2 separate regions of the Mus musculus genome follow, and region 1 is linked to region 2. A link is a loop called in an ENCODE intact Hi-C map of the cell type or tissue named here. Cell type or tissue: heart. All regions are shown on one strand.

Evidence for each region. A loop is a pair of places that touch in the nucleus more often than their neighbours do. Peaks named below come from ENCODE experiments on the same cell type or tissue, not always from the same donor. Only the 100,000 strongest peaks of a DNase experiment are listed, where the experiment ranks them.
Region 1: a loop joins it to region 2, with 2.3 times the contacts of the local background. A loop is called at or near these places in 2 of 42 quality-filtered maps.

What each region holds. Positions count from the first base shown.
Region 1 is chr13:80,938,061-80,943,060 of GRCm38, reverse strand. 5430425K12Rik (RIKEN cDNA 5430425K12 gene) reads right to left here and starts at 2,658. Exons shown (of 5, transcript NR_103550.1): 1 at 2,407-2,658; 2 at 1,764-1,855. In heart, a CTCF peak has its summit at 2,041 (motif pointing right); DNase peaks (open chromatin) are centred at 2,000, 2,470 and 3,660; H3K27ac peaks cover 555 bases.
Region 2 is chr13:81,131,291-81,136,290 of GRCm38, reverse strand. The region is part of intron 87 of Adgrv1 (adhesion G protein-coupled receptor V1); the gene reads left to right. Among named protein-coding and RNA genes, the nearest start is that of Gm32639, 30 kb to the right of the region's middle. In heart, a CTCF peak has its summit at 2,068 (motif pointing right); DNase peaks (open chromatin) are centred at 1,670 and 4,200; H3K4me3 peaks cover 598 bases; H3K27ac peaks cover 2,840 bases.

The DNA.
Region 1 (5,000 bases), 190 kb after region 2:
TATGCAAGCTAAGCAGTGAGCTTCAGCTATGTAGTGAGATTAAGGCCAGCATGGACTCCAGGAGACCTTGTCAAAAAGAATTAATGACAGAAAATTGCATTCTTTCCTGATGATCTATATATATATGTGTGCAAGTACTTCATATAAAATGTTTTTTAAAACTTAGAAAACAGAATAATACTTTTTGTTATTTGGAGAGTAAATGCTGAAATTTATTAATAAGATAGCTATTAAGCATTTACTATAGGTCAGAGGTTACATAGTAGATTACAGGGTGATTAATAAAAACAATAGGAACTAACAAAATTGCACACAAGATGAAGGTTTAAGTATTGTCTTCAGGCTTCTGGAATTATTATAAATCAATTTATCTTTTTGCTACTGTTGTCAGGAAAGTACTTAATGAACAATGTTTAGATTATCTGGACTTTGAAAGGCCGAGTTAGAATGCAGTCTGTGTGCTTTCTTGAGTCAAATGGCATGATAGGTAAGAAGAAGAAGCAGAAACTGTATCAGAGGTTCAACTGGCCTGAGAGACATAGGGGTAGATCTCCATCTCCTCTTTATGTCAGATGGAGAGTAGCCTTAGAGCAAAAGAAAAAATGATCTGGTTTGGATTACATATACCTTTTAAGATGTTGAGTATTATAATTTGGAAAAATGTTACTCACATGTACTTAATTGGCAAACACTTTGCATGTACTTTAGATATCTTTTTGACAGGACATTTCAGCCTGTGGTTATTTTTTCATATATTTTATCATTTTCCCAAAGAAATGCATGCATTTACACAGGCTAAGAGAGTGCAGTCAGAGAATTCCATCGTTAACCATAGGTTACCGATCATACGCTGAGGAACTGTCTGGCCTTATCAGGTAGAACTGAAATCATGGGAGAAGACATGGTAATGACACTAAAAGGGGGCACAAGGAAAGCTCCCCCTTCCAGGACAGGTGCGAGCACCACTCTGGCCGCTGTGTAGCTCAGGACTCCTCAGGACAGCTGGCTGACACGGACAGATTGTTCGCTGCCCACTCCAGGGGTTTGCAGGCGTTCTTTCACACATCAGCGGAGCAGGGGAGGCACTATCTGTTCTCTGCCATTAGGGATTCCTATGCAATCTGAGGAAAGAAGCCTTTTTAACCCTCAGAAGTGATCCTTGAGATCTCTAGTATTGATCTACATGCAGAACCACTTCTGGAACTTGAATCATTGAGAGAGCATATGTATGCTGGCACTGTGGAATCTTAAACCACCTAGGATTAAAAACAATCAAAAACCTTTAGTCTGTTTGAAGATGACATTATGGAACCAAACCACTTACTACTCCTCTTTTCACCTGCCAATACAGCAAAAAGTAATGTTGAGGCTACCTCCATCGCCCCCCCCCCCACCCGCTTTCCTTCTTCTATATGTCCCTACATTAAAGAAGGTACTTGGGGGCTCCTTCAAGAAAAGTTGACTCCAAAGTGAGCTCCAGTGGTCAGCCAGGGCCCCATTTCTAGAGGGCAGAGTACAGTTCTGGTATGAGGGCAACACTGTGTGGCTGCCACACACCACTTCCCCCAACCCATCTGCATACATAGGCTGAGCACTTGCTCAGACACAGGGACCCATGAGAACAAGTCCAGTGTTGCTTCACCGATTAAAGGGCTCCCATGAAGACTCATGCAGCTAGTGCCACCCTACAGACTGCCCGAGCTGCCCACAGGAAAAACTAATTACATTCAGATCGCTGGAGAGCGGTCATCCAGAATACATACCTTGCAAAAACTTAGGAACATTCAGGTTGAGTAATGGTTCAGATGGTTTGCAAATAACACATGCTCGTTTTTATGTTGCTAAAGACTCTTTGCTAGGAAACGAAACACTTGAAATTTAATCTGTAATGTTCTCAAGAGTCTTAGGCCAAACCAACTCAAGCTGTGAACGCCTTGGCTCTGGAGAGCCAGGCAAGGGTCAGGGCAGGGCAGTCCCTGGCCTGGCCTGATGCCTCCAGAATAAACCAAACAGCCACCGGAAGTGGTTTCTGGGAGTCAGTAGGTGGCACACTTCCTCTTGAGTCAGAACTGAATCACAGCTGTGAGCCGCAAAAAGGATCTTTCTTTATCCCCTACCTTTTTTCCCTGTTCCCAGCAGTCACATTATCAAACTCTATCAAATGATGTGTGCCTCGCTTAGCTTAGCATATTCCAATGAAGAAAGGGAGAAAGAAAACCATTTGGAAACAAGAAGAGGGTGGGAAATACAGAGGCCTGAACTGAACTCTGACATTGTTTCATAACTAGTCACATTCTAAGAGATGCAAAGGAAAGCTATCTGTAGGTTTCACTGGGGTCATAAGGACCCCAGTTCTCCCAGCTCCTGTCTGACCCACTTCCAGTGAGACAGTTAGCTCTCACTTACATAAGCTGTGTTGCTTAAAATGGCCCTGCTTGGCTTTTCACTTGCTGAACCTGGCATACTCCCCTGTCTGCTGGACAGCCGTCCTCGATGCTGTCCCGAGCAAGGCCTTCGGTCAGCTCTGGGTGAAATGATCCTGTTCTGAATGTACTGAATGCTGTTGGCAATGCTGTAAATTGTTTTTAGTCCCAAGGAAAAGAACTCGGCAGTTACCAACAAGTCACAAAAACAGGCATACTTTCCCCCATCTTCTCCCTAGTGTAGTTCTGGGAATGCACATATATTTAACCACATTTTTATCTGATGACCTTTATGTTAGTATTGCTTTGCTGCTTCCTTTCAAGCCAATGTATTTAGATTGATAGCATGTTTATGAACATGACTTCATAGGCCCAGGCTAAATGCCCTATGTTTGTTTGACTCCTAGAAAACTGATAATCAGCCTGGAATCAGAAATCTTAGTACAATGCTAATATCTCATGGTTCCTGCTGTAAACCAGTCCAAAGTTTAAAGAACACGTTGATTTGTGTTCAGATTCAAGATAAACAGTAATCTGTAACTGTTTATATAGTCCTATGCTTAGTATATGCAGGGCCTTGGCTGCTGTCCTCAGTAGTGTGTGTGTGTGTGTGTGTGTGTGTGTGTGTGTGTATTTATGTATGAGTGTAAATGTGTGGGAGTGTGTGTGTGAGTCAGTATACAGGTGTGAGTGTGTTATGAGTGTGTGTGTGTGTGTGTGTGTGTGTGTATTTATGAATGAGTGTAAATGTGTGTGAGTGTGTGTGTGAGTCAGTATACAGGTGTGAGTGTGTTATGAGTGTGTGTGTGTGTGTGTGTGTGTGAGAGAGAGAGAGAGAGAGAGAGAGAGAGAGAGAGAGAGAATAAAGGGATCTGTGGAGTTGTGGGACCTTGCATAAGTCTCTGAACCTGTCTGAGCCTTCACTTCCTCAGTCTGCACAACAGGTTTCTAACACAAGGGTAGTCTTACTATGAGAACTGCAAGCTTTTCCATAGTGCCCAGGACAGCTCTTGTTTATGCTCAGTCTTTAAGATCAGTTTGTGCTTGTTCTCTTTATTTACAACATCTTTTCGCTGGGAGATATGAACAGCATTTGGACAAACGTGGGCATGCCAAGTCCCGTCTTGCCCAATGACATCATTTACATCCAGCTCCTGTAGCAATTTCATCCACAACACCTGCAACACATGTGACATCAAGTGGCATGTTGGACTCCTTCACAGACTGGTGGGGAAGTGAGCCAGGCAGTTTTCAAAGCCAAAGGCAGCTGTCTGGGCTGGACTGCACTGCCTGTGGATGGCAAGCTAATGGGAAAGGAGTCCTCATCTGACACATGGAAAGGAGTGCCTAAAGGACCAGTTGGGAGCGGGGCAGGGGGGGGGGGTGCAGAGCCAGCAGCAGCAGCAGCAGCAGAACTCATAGCAGCTAGATCTGGCACAGCCAGGTCAAACCAGGCAAAGGCTGGCCATCAGGGAGAAACAGACATTGCCATGAGAACTGAAAAGCCCTTCAGAAATTCGCATCTCCTGCATTTCCTTGATGCCTCTCTGCATTTGCTCCTACAGGGCATTCCTTCATTCCCAGATGGAAATGTGAACAGTAGAGGTCCTCCCCCTTCCCTCCTCCAGAAAGTAGGTCCAGAGGATCATTGACATCATGATCCTGTGCTCACCTGTCTCAGAACCAGCACATCGTGTACTGTGGTTGGCTGATTATAGTCTTCACTAGGCTGTGAGCTACTAAACACAAGGAATCTCTCCCAAATGTTGAAGCTCCAGAGTGCCAGCATGCTCAGCAAGGTCTCTCTCTTACTTGTCCTTTGTTTTGTTTTGTTTTGTTTTGAGGTAGATTAGCCAGATATATTTAAAATAATATTTTAACACTCCGTCGTTGAAAGTTTTAATTGGGACAAATTTATGAGACTGAATTGATAATAAATTTATGCAATAAATTGTGATCATGACCATCTGCCATTTTCCTCTTTTCCCTCTCCAGACCTTTACCTCTCTATGTGTCCCTTCTGATTTCATGCCCCCCCTTTTTATGAGATATTTTCTTTATTTACTTTTCTTTTCTTTTTTTTTTTTTTTTTTTTTCCGAGACAGGGTTTCTCTGTGTAGCCCTGGCTGTCCTGGAACTCACTTTGTAGACCAGGCTGGCCTCAAACTCAGAAATCCGCCTGCCTCTTATTTACTTTTCAAATGTTATTTCCTTTCCTTGTTTCTCCTTTGAAAATCCCCTAGCCCATCCTCCCTCCCCCTGCTCATTAACCCACCCACTCCTGCTTCCCTGTCCTGGCATTCTCCTATACTGGGGCATAGAGCCTTCACAGGACCAAAGGCCTCTCCTCTCACTGATGTCCCACAAGGCCATCCTCTGTTACATATGTGGCTGGAGCCATGGGTCCCTCCATGTGTACTCTTTGGTTGGTGGTTTAGTCCCAGGGAGCTCTGGGGATACTGACTGGTTCATATTGTTGTTCCTCCTATGGGGCTGAAAACCCTTTCAGCTCCTTGGGTCCTTTCTCTAGCTCCTCCAATGGGGACCCTGTGTTCAGTCCAATGGATGGCTGTGAGC
Region 2 (5,000 bases):
TTGACTGTCAGAGCAGGGGAACTGGGAGAGTGGGTCTTCAGGGAACGGCCCCAGGCAGTGGAGGACAAAGTGCCAAATGAGGGGAAATACAGAACATGACGCTGCAGGGGTGGAACCAGAAGAGATTACTATAAATTAGTGAGTGCCCAGAAGACTTCAAGGAAGTGGTAGGTTAATGCTGGATCCCGACCAAACAAACAGAAGACTTGGAACCATCATAAAGGGTAAAATAACGTGGAGGGAGGGGGATGGGCATGACGTCATCCACCCCGCGCCTCGGAACGCATGTGTGCATGGTTTGTTGATTTGGTTTACAGTAAACTGTATTTAACAGCTTACTGACAGAAAGTACATTTAACCAGAATAAATTTTGAGGATTATTTAAGACCATCAGGCTCTTCTCTCTTCCCTCTTTCCTCTTGCCTCTCTTCTCGCTCTTTCCTCCCCTCTGCTGATCGTTCTCCTCCTAAGTTATAAAGCGGCTTTTAACATGTACATACTGTGTGCCCAGCATGGAGCTAAGTGCTCCAGGATTCCACTTCCCAGGGGTTAGGAGTGTCACTGACCTGGAAGTGAAGTAGGCCTCTCTGACCGGCGTACTTAAGTCTCTGCTCTAATCATCCACTTCCTCTCTGAGCCTAAGAATTTTCAATGCATTCTCTGGCATCAAGTCATTTACCCCAAGAACTCTGTGTTATGATGGCCCTGACTTTAAGTTTTCTCCACCTCCAAGGGCCCAGAGAGCTCCATCCTTCCACGGGTTTGTATGTCAGGAGTCAACCAATACAGATAGGAAACATTCTTAACAAATCATACCTGTACTGAACACAAACCTATTTGTCTTCTTGTCATTATTGCCTAGATAATATAGTATTAATGTTATATTTATATAATCTGTATAAAACAATTTATACAGACCCTACCTTGGATTAGGTATTTCAAGTAGTCTAAATGACATATGGAAATATAAGAATTTGTGCATCAGTATATGGAAATACTTTCAAGAAGGACTTGAACATGCACAGGTTATGGTATCCTCAGTAGAACCCTGGAGCAACCCTCCCCACATACAGAAGGATCACTGTATCTTCATAGCTATTGTTTATGTAAACAGTATTGCTTACATGACCCATCTGTTCTGCTTAATGTCCTAAATGTTTCTCAAAAGTTCATGTGTTAAAGGCTTGCTCCCAGAGGGTGGTACTCCAGCAAGTGTTAGAAACATTTGGAGGTAGAACCTAGTAGAGAGAAAGCTAGGGCATGGCAGGCATGCCCTAGAAAGGTGCTATTAGGACTCTGTCCCACTGAGCCCTATTGCCCCTCAGTATTTACTAGCTGTCATGAGATAAGAAAGGTTCTCATGCCACACACTTCTACCTTGGTGTTGTTACCCCTCCCCCACTCCACCCCACCCCCGTCGGCGTAAGAACAGTGAAGGGAGCTACCAGGATCTGAAGCTTTGAACCAAAATAAAACTTTTGTATGAGTCAAGTTTATCACAGCAGTGGAAACTTTCCTAACATTCTCATTGTTGGGTTTCAAACTTGAGACAGATGGCTGAGGTGCCTATGTGACACATCAAAAATTGTCCTATCATCTCAGTCCCTAGCTGTTACAGGGCCTCCTGGCTAACATACCCCACCCCACCCTAAACTTCTCCAGGCCAGGGACTGGGCTGCCCTTGCTTGCTCTGTAATCTGACCAGTTTGGTAATCTGTTCCCTGCCTTCTACTCTCTTTTGGGCCTTCTGCCTGGTTCCCCTCTCTCCCCTCTCCCTTTCCCTGTGCTGTCTCCTTACATGACTCATATTATCTCTGGACTCCCACATATGTAATAGGCTTTCTCCTCTACCAAACCTGGGAGCAGTCATGTTCTCCCCCTTTTATTTCTTTCTTTCATTCACCTGGTGCTGAATCTGGGACCAGTCATGTCCTTACCTATTTCTTTTTGTTTGTTTGTTTCTTTTTTTATTCACTCCTCAAAAAGACATGATACACATTGAATTTTAAGATGTATTTTTATTGTGTAAAGTGTGCTCTGTGTATGTATGTGGATGCCAGTGGAAGCCAGAAGAGGGTGTTACATACTATGGAACTGCATCTGAATTTTTTAAGTTGCCTAACATGGATGCTAGAAACTGAAGTGCTGTTCTCTGGAAGAGCAGCCAGTGCTCTAACCACTAAGCAATATCCCTAGCCAAATGTATCCCTTTTAAAGAGTCCTTTAAAAGATCAGTATTTTCATGTTTTTCTAGCAGTTCAGAGTTTAAAAGATTTCTCTCTCTTTCTCTCTCTCTCTCTCTCTCTCTCTCTCTCTCTCTCTCTCTCTCTCTTCCTCCCTCCTCCTCCTCCCTGCCCCTCCCTCTCCCCTCCTGCCCTCCCTCTCATATACCAGTATCCTGGCAAAAGTCATGTCTGAACTCTGTCCTGTGACACCCCTGTGGGTGAACACAAGGATGCAGGCTGTGTGTGTGTGGGGGGGGGGGGGGTTGGAGAAGGGAAGGAGAAGGAGAAGGAAAAGGACTAGTGTAGTAGTGAGGAGTTACTGAAGAGGAACTTCTGTATAAAATGTCACTGCTGGGTGTTGTGTCAGTGATGACAATCATGCCCTGGCCTATACACTCAGAATTAACAAGCAGACTAGAAGATGTAGTTCAGCAGACATGCATTGTTTGGGACTGTTAAATCACGCTTGCTCATTACTTTACTTGTTGTTTATTTGTGACTGAAGTTGACCTCAGTGCCCGGCGCATGCCAGGCATTCCCACTTTATTTTTCTTGAAAGAGTTGTGAGGTCACAATCTACTGTGGCCAGAGTAAGCAGTGCTCATGACCAACAATGGCTTGCACAAGTTGTTCTTTCTCTTCTTCTGGGTATACGCATGCTGATGCCTGCTCAGTGATGCCTCACCAACTATAAAAAGGAGCTGACTTCTTTCCTGGTTACATTTGGAAAATGCCACTTTGAGATGCATTCGTTAAGAACTTTATTTCCACAATTATATTATCTTCAAAACTGTGAAAGGGGCAGGAATGCACAAGAGAAAGATCATGACACGCCACCCAAGCACCCCTATACTTTGTATTCAGTTCATGTGCACACAGAGTAATTAGAAACAGGCTGCTGTGAGATCCATCTTTCAGGGAAAAGATCCTGAGCGACAAGGAAAGGAACAGAAAGTCATTAGCTGCATTGTGAGATTGTCTTTCTGGGGTTGGGAGCCACAGAAACATCCTTAGATTTATTTTACTAGTAAACAAAAACACGTCTCAAATTCAATAACAAGTCGATGACCCAAGTTTGTGTGTGTGTGTGTGTGTGTGTGTTTTCACTTTAAACCATAATGACCTTTATAGAAGCAAAAGAGCAACGTTTGCCATTTTTGCAGAAACGAAAGAGACAATTTGGCAATTTTAACCAGTTGCTGCATAATGCAACTTGAGCAACTCTTTGCAGACACAAAGCTTTCAAGCAGGCTTCTTCTTCCTTTCCTTTTCAAATCACAAGTAAATAAACAACTTTAAGCACATGAACCTGTAACTCAGATTTGCCTGAGGTCATCCTTTTCCTTTTTCTCTGGGGGGTGTGCGGGGCACTAAAGAAAAAAGAAAAACATAAGACAAATATAGGGAAAGAGAGAGGGGAAGAAGAGAGAGGGAGAAAGAGAAGAGAGAGAAGGGGGAGGAAGAGGAGGAAGAGATGGGGAGGGAGGGAAGAAAGGAGGGGAGAAGGGGGCAGACACACTACCCCTGGAAAGGCAGGACTGTCTTTGACCTAAACTCTATGCACGTTTCTGAACTGAGCTCAGTTCAAGCCAAAAGTACAGGTCCTGGCTTGGTTCTTCAGACTTCTGGCTCTGACTCTCTCACGCCATAAAGAGACACAGCCATGAGCTGTGGGGTGGGGTGGGGGGTGAGGGGTGGGGTGACGGGTTCTTTTAACTGTGGGGTGGGTGGGTGAGGGATGGGGTGACGGGTTCTTTTAACTTGTATCATGTTTTTATCTGATAACTTGACTTCTTGCAACAAAAATAGCCTGTTGAATCCATCTCAGCCTGTGGACTCCTGGCTATTTTGGGAGGGGATTCCCAGTAGCCTGTTGGAAGGATGGCCCTGAGTCAGGCGGGGAGTCTGTCTGTGTTGCCTTCCTGCTGTGGGCAGGCACTCTTGCCTTCTTGGTTTCCAAAGCTTTTTCTTACAGACAATTGGGGGCGGGCATCCTTTGTCCTCCACGCCCTTCTCTACTTTCCTTATCACCTCCATGCTCCATAGCTCGTGCTGTCTTTTACAGGTACACACTGTTCCCTGCAGCACGGCAGAGCTGTTTCTGGCCTGAAGAGCACTGGCACGTTCCTTCTCTCTAGCTGTAAAGGATAAGTAGATTGGTGCCTGCTCTGGGGCTGTGTTTCTGAGGGATTTGAAGCTCTGTTCTGGTCCAGAACAGGGCCAAATGTCCAGCCTCTCCCTCCTCCCACCTCAGATCTACCACACACACACACACACACACACACACACACAGACACACAGACACACACACACACCCAAGACTTGTCATCTTGTGGCTCATTTGAGGTCACCCTGGAACCTGGGGTTGGTTCCAGGCTCAAAAAAGGGTCAAAGAATTTTTAAAAACAATTCTAATTTTTTTAAAGAAAAAAATTAAGTCCAATATAGAAAATTTGTAAAAGGCAAAGTTGAGAGAATGTCATTCCCTTGATCCTTGTGGAATGTGAGGGAGAACCTGCTAGGAAAGCCAGAGGGAGTAAGCTGACAGCCAAGGATCTGCCTGCCAGTCAGCGTTAATTGGCCTGCACAATGTGTAAATGTTGTCCTTAAACATGAGAACATTAACAACCTAGGAATCTTCACATCAAACTTCATAAAAGTCAGAGAGTGAGTCTGACACTGGCGCTGTCTAGAAGAGGCAACAGCTGGTATCCTCTGACAAGGTGAACTGCTGACCTTAATCTCCCAGCTGGGCCCACCTCAGCCCTACAGACC